Linked DNA regions of Mus musculus: region 1 is linked to region 2. The links are chromatin loops, found by intact Hi-C in ENCODE. Cell type or tissue: gastrocnemius. All regions are shown on one strand. Region 1 overlaps Lrrc8c (leucine rich repeat containing 8 family, member C). Region 2 holds the start of Lrrc8c (leucine rich repeat containing 8 family, member C).

Region 1 (8,000 bases), 68 kb after region 2:
TATTGTGATATTGAGTGCTTAGGTAGCAGGGAACACTGACACCAGAAGGAAGGACATAATGGGTCTAGTAAAGGACACACCCTTGAATGACTGGGGCAGGACCCCTCTTAGCTGGAAGCATCTCCTACCAGAAAAGAGCAATGAAGTTTTTGTTTGGAAGGGGCATTAAAAGATGAGTCTTTGTAGCTTAGTTTCCCCATGGTATAGAAGGAGATGTGTCTGCAGAGAGACATGTTTGTGGACAACAGGATATGGTACCAAAGGAAGTAGTGTCATTCGGGCTTTAAGAAAGAGGACAGATTTAACAATGGCCAGTAGATGAAGGTGCTTGGGTCAGCAGGAAGACTGCATGTCTCCTCTTGAGTATGTAGAGCTCTGACACAGGGCAGGAAGTCCCCAACAATTCCATATTCCAGGGCTGGGCAGACTGCAGAAAAGAGGGCAAGGGAGGCCTGGGAAATCAGGGAGAAGTAGATTTAACTTATTTCCACCCCAGTGTCTGCAATGCAGCTGCAGATTAGCTCATTGGGCAGAATGCTGGTCTAGCCTGCACAAAGCTGTGGGTTCCATCCCCAGCACCCCTAAACCAGGCATACAGGTACACAATTCTCACCCGAGTGCTTGAGGAGTAGAAGCAGAAGGATCAGAAATTCAAGGTCAATCAAAGTTATGTAACAAGTACAAGGGCAGCTTGGGCTGAAGGAGAACCTTTCTCAATAAAAAAAAATAAAATTATCCTGTCTAATGGGCGTGACTCGGGAGAGGTGTCTGAAGTGATGGAGGAGGGGGACAGAATGCCAAGCACACATTAAGCCTCCTTGTTGTTACATCATTAGAGTCACTGTGTCTGCAGTACACCCTGTCTCTGTGGTATAGAAGCTTCTGGAGGACCCTCAGGACCACCCACCCTGCTTTCATGATTCACTGATATCAGATAGTCTGACCACCCTCAACCTCTCCTACATGCTGTTCCACCTTTACAGCCCTTGAGAAGGAATCCGATGCCAGCGGTCTAGACACAGAAAGTGTAGTCCAAGATGCTACAATTCCGAGAAGTGAGAACATTGTATCAAGTCACCAAGCCTGCAGGGCTCTGAACACATACTGGACAGTGGGTCCAGTTCACAGGCATCTGCATGACAACAATGGTCAGGCACCGTGTGGGGCGCTAGACATGGAATGGAACGTGCATCACAGCCCCAAACCCCAGTGTCGGGAGTCTGGAGAGCTTGAGAAGCAAATGCTGTTTTGGGGTGGCGCCTTACTGTCTCATGAGAATATTCACAGCGGTGCTGGCATCTCAGTCACTGGAAGTTAGGAACCTGAAGAGAAGATGAGCAAGGGAATTCGCAAACAATGGGGATGGAAATAAATACCAACATAAGCAGAAGACAGTCTGAACATTTGACAAGCCCTCCCAGGACCCACAGTGACAGGCTTGGAGGCCATTTGAGGGCAGAGTCAGGAAGAGTCTGAATCCTGTTTGGGGCACCCAGTAGAAGAGTTCCCTTAGTTAGAATGCTAAGTTCACTGCCGTAGAGTATCATGTAAGGAGACAACATGTGCTAGAATCCACATGGACTTTCATTACTTCCCAGAATGAGCCTGAAGCAAGACAAATCCTGTTTTTCAGATACGGATTTAGAAGGATAGACGTTGGGACAGCTTGTCCTAAAGCTAAGGGGTGCGTACAGGCAGCAACAGACCAGCTAACCCCCCTTCTCTAGCCTAGTGGTCCTTAACCTCCCTAATGCTGCGACCCAGTTCCTGATGTTGTGGGAACCTATGCAATTCCCAACCATGAAATTATCTCCTTGCTACTTAATAACTGTAATTTGCAACTGTTATGAATCATAATGTAAATATGTGATATGTGACTCTTCAAAGGGACCACAGCCAACAGGTTGAGAACCGTTGCTGTAGCCTCTGCCTCTCACCCCACACACTGCTGTAGACTATAGGGGCAAAGGGTGCACATACACAGACTTTAGTGTATAAAACTATATTAAAAACAAGTGCAGAGAGATAATGGGGGATATAAGGGTAGTGGGGGGATATGAAGCCACAGAGTGTCAACCATACAGATTCAGTTTATCTAAAGCTGCTCACTGTTGCCTGCTACAAGATAATAGCGTCTCCATTAAAGAAACAAGGGAGGAAAAAACTGCTATAAATGATTAAAGGACAATTTAAACACACTGCAGTGGACATACTGTTCCTTGAGAAAGGAGTTTAAGCTCCTGCTTGGGCTCTGCTGTGGAAACCCTCTGAAGCTGGCCTAGTGACTGACAGCTCCTGAGATACAAAGAACCCTCTGTGAAGCTCACATTCCTTTCCCATCACCGCAGCAATATTAAAACTACTAAAGTATGCTTTATGCCTTGATATTCCTCTTTGTAAAGGAGAGTGCAGTCATGCTTAGGCCTTAGTTACCAAGCAAGTTCATTCCTAGGTTTGAAAACCCTAGCAGAAAAAAACTACAGTAACCGGGCCACTGATCGGTGATAGATCGCTAACCCAGCAGCCTAAGTACCTTGAAAACCACCTTCTCTGTGGCCAGTCACGCTTGCTTGTCTATCACTACAATGTACCGTTCATAAGGTACAACACAGTGCAGCTTTGAAATCACTGGGGGGAAGTCATTATCTATAAAAGGGGGATTGGTTAGGCTCTTACCCCAAAATGCAAAAGTTAGAACCAACTTTCTGGTCTTACTCATCCGACAAATATTTATTCATCTCTAAGCAAGTGGCTACTTCAAAACTACCATGGCAGGAAAGAAAAAAAAAAAAACCTATGTGTAAAGAGCATTCCTTACGTGACACAGGCCACAGAAGAAACAAGAATCAATTCTTCATAAGCCAAGAGAGCCTCGGAGTGTGCATATCCTATTCCCGGACAGCTACTCACCCTCAAGGACCCACAGAGTAAACACCCAGCCTTGTGCTATAAACAGCGCTATTCAAAAACTCAGCATACTCTATAAAACAGACCGAATCCTGAAAGGTCAACACGCCACTTCCTGGAAAAATCAGATTGTTTTAGATTTCTGCTCAGTGACTCCAGGTTATCTTATTATAACCAAATCCACAACAGCCTACAGGCAGCCTGCTACAAATATAGAGTGAGCAGTTAAGAACCAGAAACAGGAACTTGGGAGGGGGGGGGATGCAAGGTCCCTGGAAGCCCTGGGGACCTGCCCTGTGATTGTTACAAAGGAAAAATATTTCCTGCTTTCTGAGTGGGGTGGGAGCCACAAGAGAATTATTTCAATGATTTATAAAAAATGTCTTGGTGGGTTTAGTCCAAGCACTGAGGTAAACTGGCCAACAAGTTCACTTATTAACTTACATAGCTGAAGACATCTTGGTTTCTGGTGCCCATGGAAAATTGTCTCTACTTCCCTGTGGAGCCATGGCAAATGGCTTTGGGTGAGAATGCTCACAGGCAGCACACCGAGAGTCCAGGCAGAAAAAAATCATAAATTCTGGAGTGATTTCAGAGGCTTCATTGGCATGGACGACTCTAGATTTCGCTTATACTATAGGAGGAGCCCAGAAGTCCTTACAGGGCCTTAGTTTAAAGTGAAATTCAATATTCTGGGGAAATAGTGGAGGTACCAGTGAACAGGTTGAAAATAAGACCTCGTTGGACGTGGCTCGGTGGTGGCTCAGGCTAGAATCACACTTTAGGAGCTAAGGCAGGTAGTACCATTAACTCGATACTAGCCTAGACTACATCCATAGCAGCCTGGGTTGCTGAGACCCTCTCACCAAGAAAAAACAAACAAAGGCTTCGTCTAACATATAAAGTTCCTCTGTACCTGCTGCATCTGTGTTACCATGGTAACCTGGGGACTTGAGGAGTGTCAAGTAAAAATCATTTCAGCTGTGAAATTAGTACTGCAAGCTGGTCTCTCATCTGCAGCGGCAGTGGGGAACTCTGAGGGTAACATGACTTCAGAGTCCCACTGCACCTTGATAGAGAGAGCTTTCTGAGGTTGGACCCTTGTGTCATCGGGCTTTATTCAAGTGTCCTCTTGCCTAGGACTTTGCTTCTCTTGTTCTGTCACGGTGACGATTTAAAGCGCAGTGCGTTCCTGACACCAAAAATAATGTGTGAGTCACCTTCTGCCCCTCTCTCCTGAGTTTGGGCAGGAATTGGGGGCTATCCCGACCCTCTGATGCATCCACTGCTGATCAGTGAGAGGAGACACCACCCTTTCACTCACTGTTATGGATCGATACGCTTTGTCGTGTTTCTACTCAACTTCTTTCCCCTCACATCACAAAGTACTGACAGAACACTGTGCTTTATCTCCACGTGAGAGCAAGGAGATCCATCACATGTTTAGTCTCTACTGCTGTGGACGTGTGTGTAAATCCTTCCAAACTTATATTTAAAGGTCTGGATCAGCTGGGTGTGGCGGTGCACGCGTGTCAGTCCAGCACTCGGGAGACAGAGATGGGAGGACTGGTAAAACCTGCAAGCTAGCCTGGGCTACCTAGTGAGGGATGGATAGCAAAATAAAAGGAGGATTGGAGGCGAGGGGGTTGTTTGCTACAGTGCAGGAGGAGAGGGGGTTGTTTGCTATAGCACGGGAGGAGGTGCCCTTTTTATTTCTTTCTCCTCAAGGTGGTGACTGAGATCTCTGTCTTCTCACATCAGATCCGTTCTTCCTCATCACCGTGACCGTGTTCCTCCATGTTTTCTATCTCCCAACTCTCCCACCCCAAAACTCTAGTGACTCTTGTATCCATTCCTCTCAGGAGTCAGAGGTCCTGCAGTGCCGAGGCTAAAGCTAAACAGCACCTTAGTTGACAGCTTGGAATTGTCTTGCTTGTGTCTGAAGTGTTTCGTGTCCTACAATGCATGAGGCTGCTGCTACTTCCTCCTTAACATTCTTAGCTGAAACCATATATTTTATTATATGCATTTTATAATTCCCATCCTTTTGGAATACCTAGCATTCATATGTGATGTGATACATGGCATTGCATGGTCCCAGACGGACTAAGAATAACACTCAGGCTCCTGTTCTCTGTCAAACACTGGAGAGTGGTGTAAAGACAATTCATCCATCATCCTTAGGGCCAGGGTCTCACTGCACATAATCAAGCATAGGAGTCAGGCGTGGCTGTGCAGGTCTGTAATCCCAGCGCTGAGAAAACTGAGACAAGGGATGAGAAGTTCAAGAGCAGCCTTGGCCACCGAGACTGCCAGGGCCAACCTGGACTAGATGAGAACTTGTCTCAAACTAGATAAATGAATGTATTGCTTAATTGCTTAATTTTAATTAATTACGCACTACCAGCTGGAAAGAGACATACCAACTAAAAAGCTTAAAGAGAAAAAGGTGCTATTGAAAAGAACAGGAGAAGGTGGCTCCTAGGAATAAGCCAACCAGCAACAGGAAATAAGCCAACCAGCAACAGGATATAAGCTAACCAGCAACAGACACAGTCCTTACAGGAAACACTCAACTAAAATGTAAATAATATGACAGGTAATTTGAAAAAAATGGAAAGATATTACACATTTTCGGTAACCCAGAAGTGTTGAGGTTTGGTCTGTTGCTATGAATTTGTAATGCTAAATTCTGAACCGGAAGGGCTAGGCCTATGAGTGACTTCTCCCTTTTACCAGCTTTTGCTGTACAAACCTTGATTCTTAATTTAAAACTATTGGTTTAAAAAACTGGCTACAGCCGGTTACTGGAGGGATTAAAGGTAGGCAGGTTTTGTGTTACCTGGTTGAGGGTTGAGAAGGAGGAGAAGAAGGAGAGCAGAGAAGGCACCATGAGAAGAGAAGAACCATGAGCACGTGGCCAGGAGAAACAGCAAGTACTGGGAACACCGCTGGGGAGGCAGCCAGGCTGGCAGTTAGAACAGTAGATTAGGGGTGACCCCAGGAATTGTCAAAGCCAAATAAAATAACCACTGTCTGAGTCTCATTCATTTGCAAGCTAGTCTGGGATAAGCTTACACTGGTTGGACTCCACAGGAGTGACACCAGAAACATGTCCCGTCCCCAAACATTATTTTATAGAGATCCAAAGCAATGTTAATGAAATTCTATTTAGATTTTTGTTTTGAGAAACTTTATAAATGTCCCCCAAAATTTAAATGAAGAACGCATATTTATTTTGATCATGGGAAACAACGATGGAAGGAATGAAAAGACCGAGAGGCCGTGGGAGAGAGGACGGGGCATGTGATGTCATGATGTGCACACATCTATCCGGGAACCTGTACTATTAGCCCCTTCCCCTAAGTTTTTTGATACATGTCACCCACGCACAAATGTGTGTGTGTGCATACACACACTCAAGATTATCGCCTTTAGAGAGGATTCTCTGACTTTCCTTAAACTGCATCACTCGTTCTTCCAAAACTTATCTGTCTCTTCAAACGTGGACTTGGAAATGACCTTGTAAGCATTTTTATTGTTCTTCACAAATAGAGAATTCATTAGCACAGTTTCACAAGAGAGAACATTATCAGCTCTGAAGATGAACCATCACTTAATAGAAATGGGAGTCCAGTTGTAAGAATTTGTATCCAGTGTATAAGACTATGAACTTGATAAACCAGGTCTCATCTGTGGGATTCACCCCTGTACACTCAAAATGGAAAGCAGCAGCAAGCCCCTGTAACTGCTCAAAGGAGTGGGAAGCCAAGAGTTACAAATAGCACGTTAACCATCTACTGACAGCAAGCATATGAGAGCAGGGAAAGGGGCTGAATGCTGAGTTACACTCATGCCCTTGTGAGCTCCACTTGCTCTGACAGACTCACTCACTCAAGTTTCCTGTACCCTCAATAGCCTGTTAGTCCAGTACTTGTTAAAATATTGATGAGCTTCAGAGCCCTAATGACCCAGTTCCTCTCAAACACCCTGCCTCTGAACCCTGCTGCATTAGGGACCAAGCCCTCCATACATGGGGTCAGGGGCAGGGGTATTAAAGGCCCAAACTATAAGAGACTTCCATAAGGAAAGTCTCTCCCATGCATTCTAGAATGGGAATTTTATGGAGGAATGTTGTGGCTTGAGTCAAGACCCTTCTGAAATGCTGTTAGGTTACGAGTGTATGTCTGTTATTGGTGATTCCCCTTCAGAAGGGTGGGGGAGAGGCATGGGAGAAAGAGCTATAAGAAGAATCCATGTGTTGGAGAACTCTGTTCGTGGCACATATTCCTTATAGTTATAAGTGGAGTTCACTAGTGATGAACATGTCCAAACCCAGGCTGGGAAAATAGGGGGATTTCTCAGTGGTTAGAACACTTACTGTGCATGTGTGAAGACCCGAGACTAAAGAACCCAAGCAAAGCCTGGCACAGCCACATGTGTCTCAAGTCCTGTGGTCCCACAGTGACATAGGTTGTGGCGACATGGCAGGATCTGGGAGCCCAAGGGCCACCCAACCTGGCATCAGGGACAGGAAAGAAAGATCCTGTCTCAATATAAAATGTGAGGACTGACACCAGAGATGGTTCTCTGACCTCAGCATGAACACCATGGCAACCATGTATGCCGTGCACAAACACTCATGTATATACATTCACATGCACACATAAACACACACCACACATTCACACACCATACATATACACGCATACATACATGCACACTCACGTATACACATACACATTCACACATAAGCTCACATACAGGCACACAACACATATACATAACATACACACACATACAAACATACACACATACATGCAACACACACAACACACATACATATAATACAACACACATACATACAATACACATATGCCTATTTACATATATATATATACATATATATATATACAAACACAACACATACACACACCATACACAAACACATCTACTCACATATATACATATAACACATATACACACCATATATGCACACAAAATATATACACACAAACATGCCTACTCTCATATATACATACAACACATACACACAACATACATGCACACAATACATACACACAATATATACA
Region 2 (8,000 bases):
AGTCCAGTTCCTTCTCAGACCCTTTCTCTACCCAGAAAAGGCTAGGTAGCGGAGAGAAGATTCTGAGTAAAACCCTGCCGGTGGTTTTGACCAAGCTTAAAACTTTACTTTCGTTATTACCAGACAGGATCAACTGACATTAAAAACAAGACAAAACAAGAATAGTTTTAAAATTACCCTAAAGAGTAATTTCAGCATCGAAAAAAAAAATCAGATGTTATTTATAGCCGTACCTGTATAAAATACTTAATTTTAGTGTAACTATTTTTAAAGTAAATTTATGGCACTTTCATATGTAGTTATTAAGTATAAATTCTCTACTGGCTACAGGATTCTGACTTCAGAGTCTATAGTAGGAGTTATACGGAAAGAATTGATATAAGTTTAAATTGGAAATCACAGTAGGAGTTCATAGAAGGTCCTGGGCTAGGTATTGGTTACAGACACAAAGATAAAGATACAGTCCCTGCAGAGGAGACAGTCCTAGACCTGATGGGGAAGCAGATATGAAAAGCTAAAAGCTCTGAGAAGACAAAGAAGAAATACATTTTCCAGGAAGGTGCCGGCTCCTGACAGAAAGTGATTAATTATGCTTTCGAAGGACAATGACAGTTTAGGGATTTTTTTGGGGGGTACACTTAATAATAAAACAATGCAACAGCATTGCCATTCCCACACCATCTACAAGAGACACCCCTAACCTCACCGTACTCCTAAAGAATGATCTGGATAAGAGCTGAAGTTCAAAGGTGAAGACTCTAAGGACCACATAGCTAGCCACACAGAAATTGAGTCCAGATGTGTACAGTTCCTTACCCTAGACCTTAGCCTTGTCCAGTCCAGAAATATCCATTCCACTCTATCACAAACAATCTGAGGTTAACTTGTATCTGTGTAAAGTTTAGACATAGAGCTTTAATCTGGAAGCTCAAATAAAATGTCAAATTGCTCCAGGATAGAGGACTTGCTGAAAACGAGGCCATGAGTTCTCTCCCTAGCTCAGAGTGGGAGGCAAAGGCTGGAGAAATGCACATAAGATAAAAAGACAATATAGAATCTCAGGTTAGCTAGCCAGCAGCAGCCTCCTCTCTCGCTGAACTCAAACTGCAGTTTGAAGATGGAGACTTCCAATTTCATGTGTTTGCCAGATTCCCTCGTCCATAACTTGTGAACACTAGAGTCAAGGGAAGAGCCCTCGGGCTTTTCTGAGACCTCTGGCACCCAGCACTCACACCTGATTGCTGATCTGCCCCATGTTTTTATAGGGAGCTTGCTAAGTGTGTAGTTTAGTTAAGGTAACTGGAGTGAAAAGACTAGACTTGGTGTTTGTAAGCTAGCAAAAACAAAGAGATGACCATAGCAGTATGGTGTTGTGGCTTTTAGACTAGTAACTCTCCATAATTAACGTGTATCATCAAACCCCTGTGTACAGTTGCAGAACTGCCCTGCCTGTCCTGTTAGGTCACCCCAGAGGAGATCTGGATACACTCAGACAGCAGCTCTGGAGACGTTTGTGATGGAGGCATGCGAGTCTCATTTCCAAACTTCAACACTGAATCTATTTTGCTTTTCCAGGGAGCAAAGAGTAATAACTTCAACAACTGATCTCGTGCTTTGGGTGCTTACAACATGAAGTGCTTGGTCCCTTTTCTTGCTGCTTTGCACGTTTTATGGAATCCTCCCAGCACCTTGCCGTACTACACCTAGATTACGGGATAGACGTGTACGAAGGAGCAGTCCTTCCTTGAACCTACAGAGGAAGAGCAGAGACATATGCCTGTTGCACCTTCACCAGCAACCTAGGGTTTACTGTGTCCTTGGCAGTGGGCTGGCCTGCCTCAGCGTACAGTCAGGATGCTAAGGACAACAGAGAATGCTGAAGCACCATGGGGAGGTGTTTGGAGAACAAGACACTGCGAGGAAGGCTTTCAACTTTAGGAGTTGCTCTTCTGAGATTTGTGCTTGGCTTTTTGTTTTTTTGTTTGTTTTGTTTTGTTTTGTTTTGTTTTGTTTTGTTTTGTTTTCTGGTGATCCAAACTTAAGGCCTTGAGACACTGGCCCTGAGCTACATCCCCACCCAAGTCCCTGAGGTAGAACATTTGAATTTAGAGCTACCTCATGGAGTATTTTTATATCTACCTGCTGCCTTACAAGGTACTTGGATCTCTCCCACCCCTCTCCCTTCCTTAAAGCAGACTACTAAAACTGGTCTCTGTCTTTCCCCCAGAGACACAAACCTCTTCTGCTTCCTCAGCAGAACACCCCACCCTAGGTTGTTAGCTTGTACCAATTCCCCTAAGGCCCCAAGGGGTTTAAGGTTGTCTTCCAGAGCCCACAACTACATTGGGATTAGAGGCAGTATATAATATTTTATTCTGTGAGCAGGAAGAACAGTTAGGTTGGGGGGGGGGGGTGCCGGGCAAGGAGGAATAGGCTCCTCCCCCACGGCCCCCATACCCTGCTTTTTATCATGGCTTGGAAAATGATTGTCTTCTATAAACTCACCATGCAGGAGCACACAAACTAGTTAATGGCTGCTGGCTGCCCGTTTTTGTCCTCTTCTGTCTCTCCCAGACTGCCAGGGCAGAGTAATTCTTTATCTGCGTCAAGTGCTCTGAGGACAGCCAGCTGGTTACTGACAAACTCTCTCTCTCTCTCTCTCTCTCTCTCTCTCTCTCTCTCTCTCTCTCTCTCTCTCGACTGCTACAGTGATCTTATCTGCACTTTTTCCCCCAATAGGCAATTTTTCTTTTTAGGGAGATGCCAGCTTTCAAGATGCTAGTTTGTGCTTTTAAACTATAATTGGGCAGAGAGATAGGCAGACAAACCCAAGGCTCAGATCAATGGCTGGGAGAGAATCCCTCCCCTACATCGTCTAAACAACAGGTGGTTCGGGGCACATTGTTAACTCTTTTGCACACACACACACACACACACACACACACACACACACACGATCCCCACCTCTGCCCACACAAAATCGTAGGCGGAGCTTTCATATGGAACGGCACCTGCTGCTCAAAGCCCAGAAGCCCATCTTGCAGGGTCCAGTAACGAGGGACTCCTGCCAGCTGGTCAATGGGATTGAGGTTGCCCAGGGTCTTAAGGCTTTGTAAACTACGGGCATCGGATTTTTTTCGTTCTTCCCTGTTCCCCTCATATATACCACCGCCCCCTCTCCACCCGCTTCCTGGACCTTTCATTCTCTGGGGAGGGGTTATCTCCAACCTGACCCTCTGGGAGTTCCCAGGAGGGCTATTTTTAGCAGCAGCCGCTCTGCTTCAACTTAGCCCAGGGAGGAGCTGCGGTGTAAGAGCGGATGGCGGGCTCACAGAAACCACCCGCTTTTTGGCATTGTTAGGGTTGCACACAGGAGGCAGAGGACCGATCTTCCCTGCTGTGCCAACCAGGTAGGCAGCTCTGAGCAGCGGAATCATCCAGCCGCGGAGAGGCTTGATTTCCCGGTGGGGAACCCGGGGCCCGCCCAGCGCGGGCCCGCCTGCCCTGGACGCCTGGTGGTCTCGGCAGAGGAGGAAGTTCCCGGGCATCGCTGCCTGCGTCACAGCGGGGCTGGCACCGCGGCGGCGGCTCGGCAGCCGACGGCGACCCCGGGGCTGGGCGCTGGGCGGCGCTGGCTGCCGCGGGCCAGGCGGCGCGCGGGGCGGCGCTGGAGGCGGCTCCGCTTGCAGGCGGGGAGGCACCGGGGAGGAGGAACAGGGCTGCGGAGCTGGGGCGTTAGCTGCGTCCCGGCTCAGAGCCCGCGAAGAAGACGAGGACCGAGGCGCCGCCGCGGCCGTGGCCGCAGCACTCTGAGCGCGACAAGCCATGAGCAGCGACGCCGCGGTCGCTTGCCGCCGCTGAGCCCAACCCGGACACAGCTCGCCGCGCCCTGGCATCCTTTTCTGCGGATACCCTCGCCCCCAGAGGTAAGTGCCGGGGACCCGCGGAGGGATGGAGAGGGACGGCCAGCACCCTGCCACTAGCCTCGGTTCTCTGGGCGCGCCCCAGCCTGGACCCGTCCACCCTCCCTCGTTCGTGACCCTGCTTCCCCAGGGCTCTGGGACAGGCACATTGTGGTCGCCTACTCAGCGTGCGGTTCGGGGATCCCGCTAACCCCAACCCCACCCAACCCACGCGGGCCCTGGCGTCCGCGCCAGGGACCCCCAGCCGGGAGCCCAGTACAGCCTGGCCGCTAGGTTCTGGGGACTGGGGGAGGGGCGTACTAGGAGAAAACGCGGTTGCTGCAGGGATGGCCATTCTCCTTCCCTACCTTCAAAACCCCCGGAGATGCTGGGGCCTGTTTTTTCTGCTCTTCTCCCCAACCCCCTCTCCTCCCTGGAAGATGCCTGAAGTTACACTTTTTGAGGAAGGAGGGGGAAATCGAAGGTCTACACAGAGATCCAGTGAGCACTAGTCCGCTCACCTGCAAGTCCAGAGGGGCCGGAGGGGGCTGCTCTGCATCCTAAGACCCTGGAGGCCAGGTGTCTAGGCCAGCAACTGCGGCCAGGATTTCTGCCTTCATCCCAAACTGACCCTAGCAGGCTAGCAGGCTCTCTCTCTCTCTCTCTCTCTCTCTCTCTCTCTCTCTCTCTCTCTCTCTCTTCTCCAGCGTAGAGGTGTTTGGGATGGAGTTAGCCCCTTGGGAGCCTCAGGGTGTGCTCTATAGACGCCAAAGCCTTTCTTTTTTTCCAGCAGCTAATGTTTCCCTCCCCCAACACTTGGCTGTGTACATCAGATTTCAGTTATTTTAAAATCCTTCAAGTTACCTTTCTTTGCAACGGCTCAGCCCACATCTAGTCCCCATGCTTAATGCGGATGTTTTATTAGAGGTTGAGGGCAGAGCTTTACTGAGTTTCCAACTCCTTAAGTATTTTTAAACTCGCAACAAATTAGTTAGGAAACATTTTTGGGCTCCCATCCTCCTTAAAGTGAAAAATAAGACTAATTGATCTTTGTGGGAGTGTCCAGGTTTGGCTCATAGAGCCTTATTACCCTTTAGAGGTGCTGTTTCACATCTACAGACTGCAGTAGCATATGAAGTGTGGCCTTAGCTAACGGTCACATTTCTGCCGAGTATGCAGTGCTTTGCTGAAGCTTGGACAAGGATGTAGAGTGGACTGACATTAAGATGCCACTTGGGCGACAGGGGAATACGAGTAATTTTAAACCACTTGGTTCACGCAGTTCTGCAACACTCCCAGCACCAAAGCTCTATACACGCTTCTCTTCATTTCCTGATAATTTGTAGAAAGCCACCAACCCTCGTTGTAATCTGAACTTGATAGACTTTTACTCAGATTTTGCACTCCCAATAGATATGTGGACCAAGCTATCAGATTAGATCTACACATCTCTAGTCTATAATACTTGAATTTCTTATGACTTAGACCAACTGAGAGATGGGGAGGGCAGTTTTTGCAAGTACAAACATTTCCCTCTTTTATATTCTAGACTGCTAGCAGCTAGGGGCCACCACCTCATTATGTGTAAAAGGTGGTAAGCATAATTAACCATTTCTCATAAGCAAAATGGCCTGAACTAGTGCTAGCAACACTCATCTATTGTTTCTCAGATTTTCAGGCACTTTGATGAAATATTGTGAGTTTTTGTTTTTGTTTTACTGGTCTTGTGTAACCCAGGCTGGCCTCAGACCTTGAACCTCTGATCTTCACAGTGCTGGGATTACTGGAGCACCACCACCCAGTTTATTCTGTGCTGGGGATTGAACCTGAGGCTTTGTTCATGCTAGACAGCCTATCAATTGAGTAACATCCTCAAGGAGTGTTTTTTATTTTAAAGAGGAAACTTTTTTAGCAAAGAAAAAGTTGTAAGAATTCTAACAGAAATGAACAACTTGAACTCTTATGTAAAGTTTATTTTTTAAAGAACAATTCAGAGTCAGAAATATTTTAATTTCCAAATACCCAGTTTTTATCAAATTATTATGTTTAATTGATCGATTGATTGATTGATTGATTGATTGATTGATTGAGACAGGGAACTGGCTGTCTTGGAACTTGCTCTGTAAGACCAGGCTAGCCTCAAACTCAGAGGTCTGTCTGCTTCTGCCTCCAAAGTGCTGAGATTAAAGGAGTGCACCACCACTGATTGCCAGTGACTTTTAAATCTTCTGTAGTACTTTAATCCATAGTCATTGGCACCATGGTAATAAAGCCCAAGTTTAAAGAGAAATGAAATAAAAGTTATACTTATTTAGCAAGACTTGTCTTAATGATTTGAAAACATTTCTGTTACGTTAACTGTCTGGCCTGGTGTCTCTCCCATCCTAAGAGGGATGGTTCCATACCCATTTTATAGAATGGGGCTCAGAGTTTATGACTTGGCAATGCCATGCAGATGGAATATCCTGAGTGGATGCAGTCGGGCACCATACTGCTTGCCCTTGTTTGTTTAGGCACAGTCTTGCTTTGCCACCCAGTCTTAACCTCACAGTCCTGACAATCTTCCTGCCTCAGCCTCTTGAGTGATAGAAGTACACATGTGAGTTCACCACATCTGGTTCTCTTTAGTTCTCAATGTTACCCCTTGTCCCATTATCCAAAGGCTCCCCCCACCACCTAAAACTAACCATAACACCTGCACAAGAAAACAGAAATTAAGAGCATAAAGTAACCTCTCCAGAGTTTGCCACGCCCTGGTTGATCTGCAACAGAGTTTGAATTTTGAGTAAGGACAGTCTGTTTCCAAAGCTGGTGTTCTTTTGACTGATTGCAACTAAATGAATAATTTGAAACGACCCAGAGGACCACTGTGTCCTCTCCCATCAGCTGCTCTTGGCAACTGTATCTCATGGACTATACATTCCCAGGATTTTCTCCCTCATCCCAGAAATGTTGGCTGTGTCTCTCATCTTGGTTCATCTGTGAACATATATTACACTAATGAGGTTGACGTTACTATGCAGGTGTCGTGGAGGTGTCTTTGACTCCATTTCTTTTCAATATAAATGGTAACCAGGCATGGTGAGACACACCTGAAATACCAGCACTCAGCAGGCAGAGGCAGGAGGATTGTTACCAGTGTAAGGTGAGCTTTGTCTGGGCATTGTGTGTTCCAAGGTGGTCTGGGCTACACAGTGAAGGCCTTTCACAAAAATAAACAAGTAAATAAGATATAAAAATATATCATAGAAGAATATATGGATTGGAGAGATGGTTCAGCGGCTAAGAACACTGACTACTCTTCCAGAGATCCTGAGTTTAAATCTCAGCAACCATATGGTGGTTCACAACAATCTGTAATGAGATCTGATGTCCACTTCTGGTGTGTCTGAAGACAGCTACAGTATACTTATAGTAAATAAATAAATAAATAAATAAATATTTTTAAGTATATATATACATTGTTTTAAATTGGCACAGCATACAGAGTGTAGCTTCAGGTTAGAGTAGTTGCTCTCAAGTTCTGGCTGCACTGAAAGATAGGTATTCAAAGGATGCCACATGATTGAGCCACATTGAGTCTGGTTTCCTTGTGTAACGGAGTTTTAGAGCCTAGCTCACTGCATGAATTAGATGAAGCTAGGCATGTAGAGACAGCTCCCTACTCCTCGCGGATGAGCAGTAAGGATTCCATTATCATAGCCTGTCTGGAGCTGCCTGAGATCTCTGCCTTCAGCTCTGGTGTCTTTTACTGGAGGGGCTGAGGACAGTGTTGCCATAGGCTCCGTCCTCCCCCATCTACCCTTGGGTTAAATTTTTTTTTTTTTTTTAGCATGTTTAACCTTTGAATCACATCCTTTCCTGAAGTCTTGAGTTAGAAACAAGCACTCACCTTTTTTAGTGTGTTTCTTTGTTCTGCACCACACATTTTAAAGAACTTACTGGAGCTGTTTCAGTGGCTTGGAATGTGTGTGCTTTGGCAGACAGACTTTCCTGTGTCTGCCACTCCAGGTCTCTCAGCCTTGCTTATCTCTCAAGGCCTGTGACAATGCCGGTATCTCCCCAGCACACACCCCACCCTCAACCGTAGGCAGAGCT

What was found. Peaks named below come from ENCODE experiments on the same cell type or tissue, not always from the same donor. Only the 100,000 strongest peaks of a DNase experiment are listed, where the experiment ranks them.
Region 1: it touches region 2 in a loop (2.7-fold over the local background); 8 of 42 quality-filtered maps call a loop at or near these places.

The regions. Positions count from the first base shown.
Region 1 is chr5:105,583,819-105,591,818 of GRCm38, forward strand. The region is part of intron 3 of Lrrc8c (leucine rich repeat containing 8 family, member C); the gene reads left to right. Among named protein-coding and RNA genes, the nearest start is that of Gm32230, 56 kb to the right of the region's middle. In gastrocnemius, no CTCF peak of the experiment used is centred here; no DNase peak of the experiment used is centred here; H3K4me3 peaks cover 804 bases; H3K27ac peaks cover 5,296 bases.
Region 2 is chr5:105,515,705-105,523,704 of GRCm38, forward strand. Lrrc8c (leucine rich repeat containing 8 family, member C) reads left to right here and starts at 3,767. Exons shown (of 4, transcript NM_133897.2): 1 at 3,767-3,926. In gastrocnemius, a CTCF peak has its summit at 3,610; DNase peaks (open chromatin) are centred at 3,050, 3,637, 4,124 and 4,446; H3K4me3 peaks cover 5,054 bases; H3K27ac peaks cover 5,009 bases.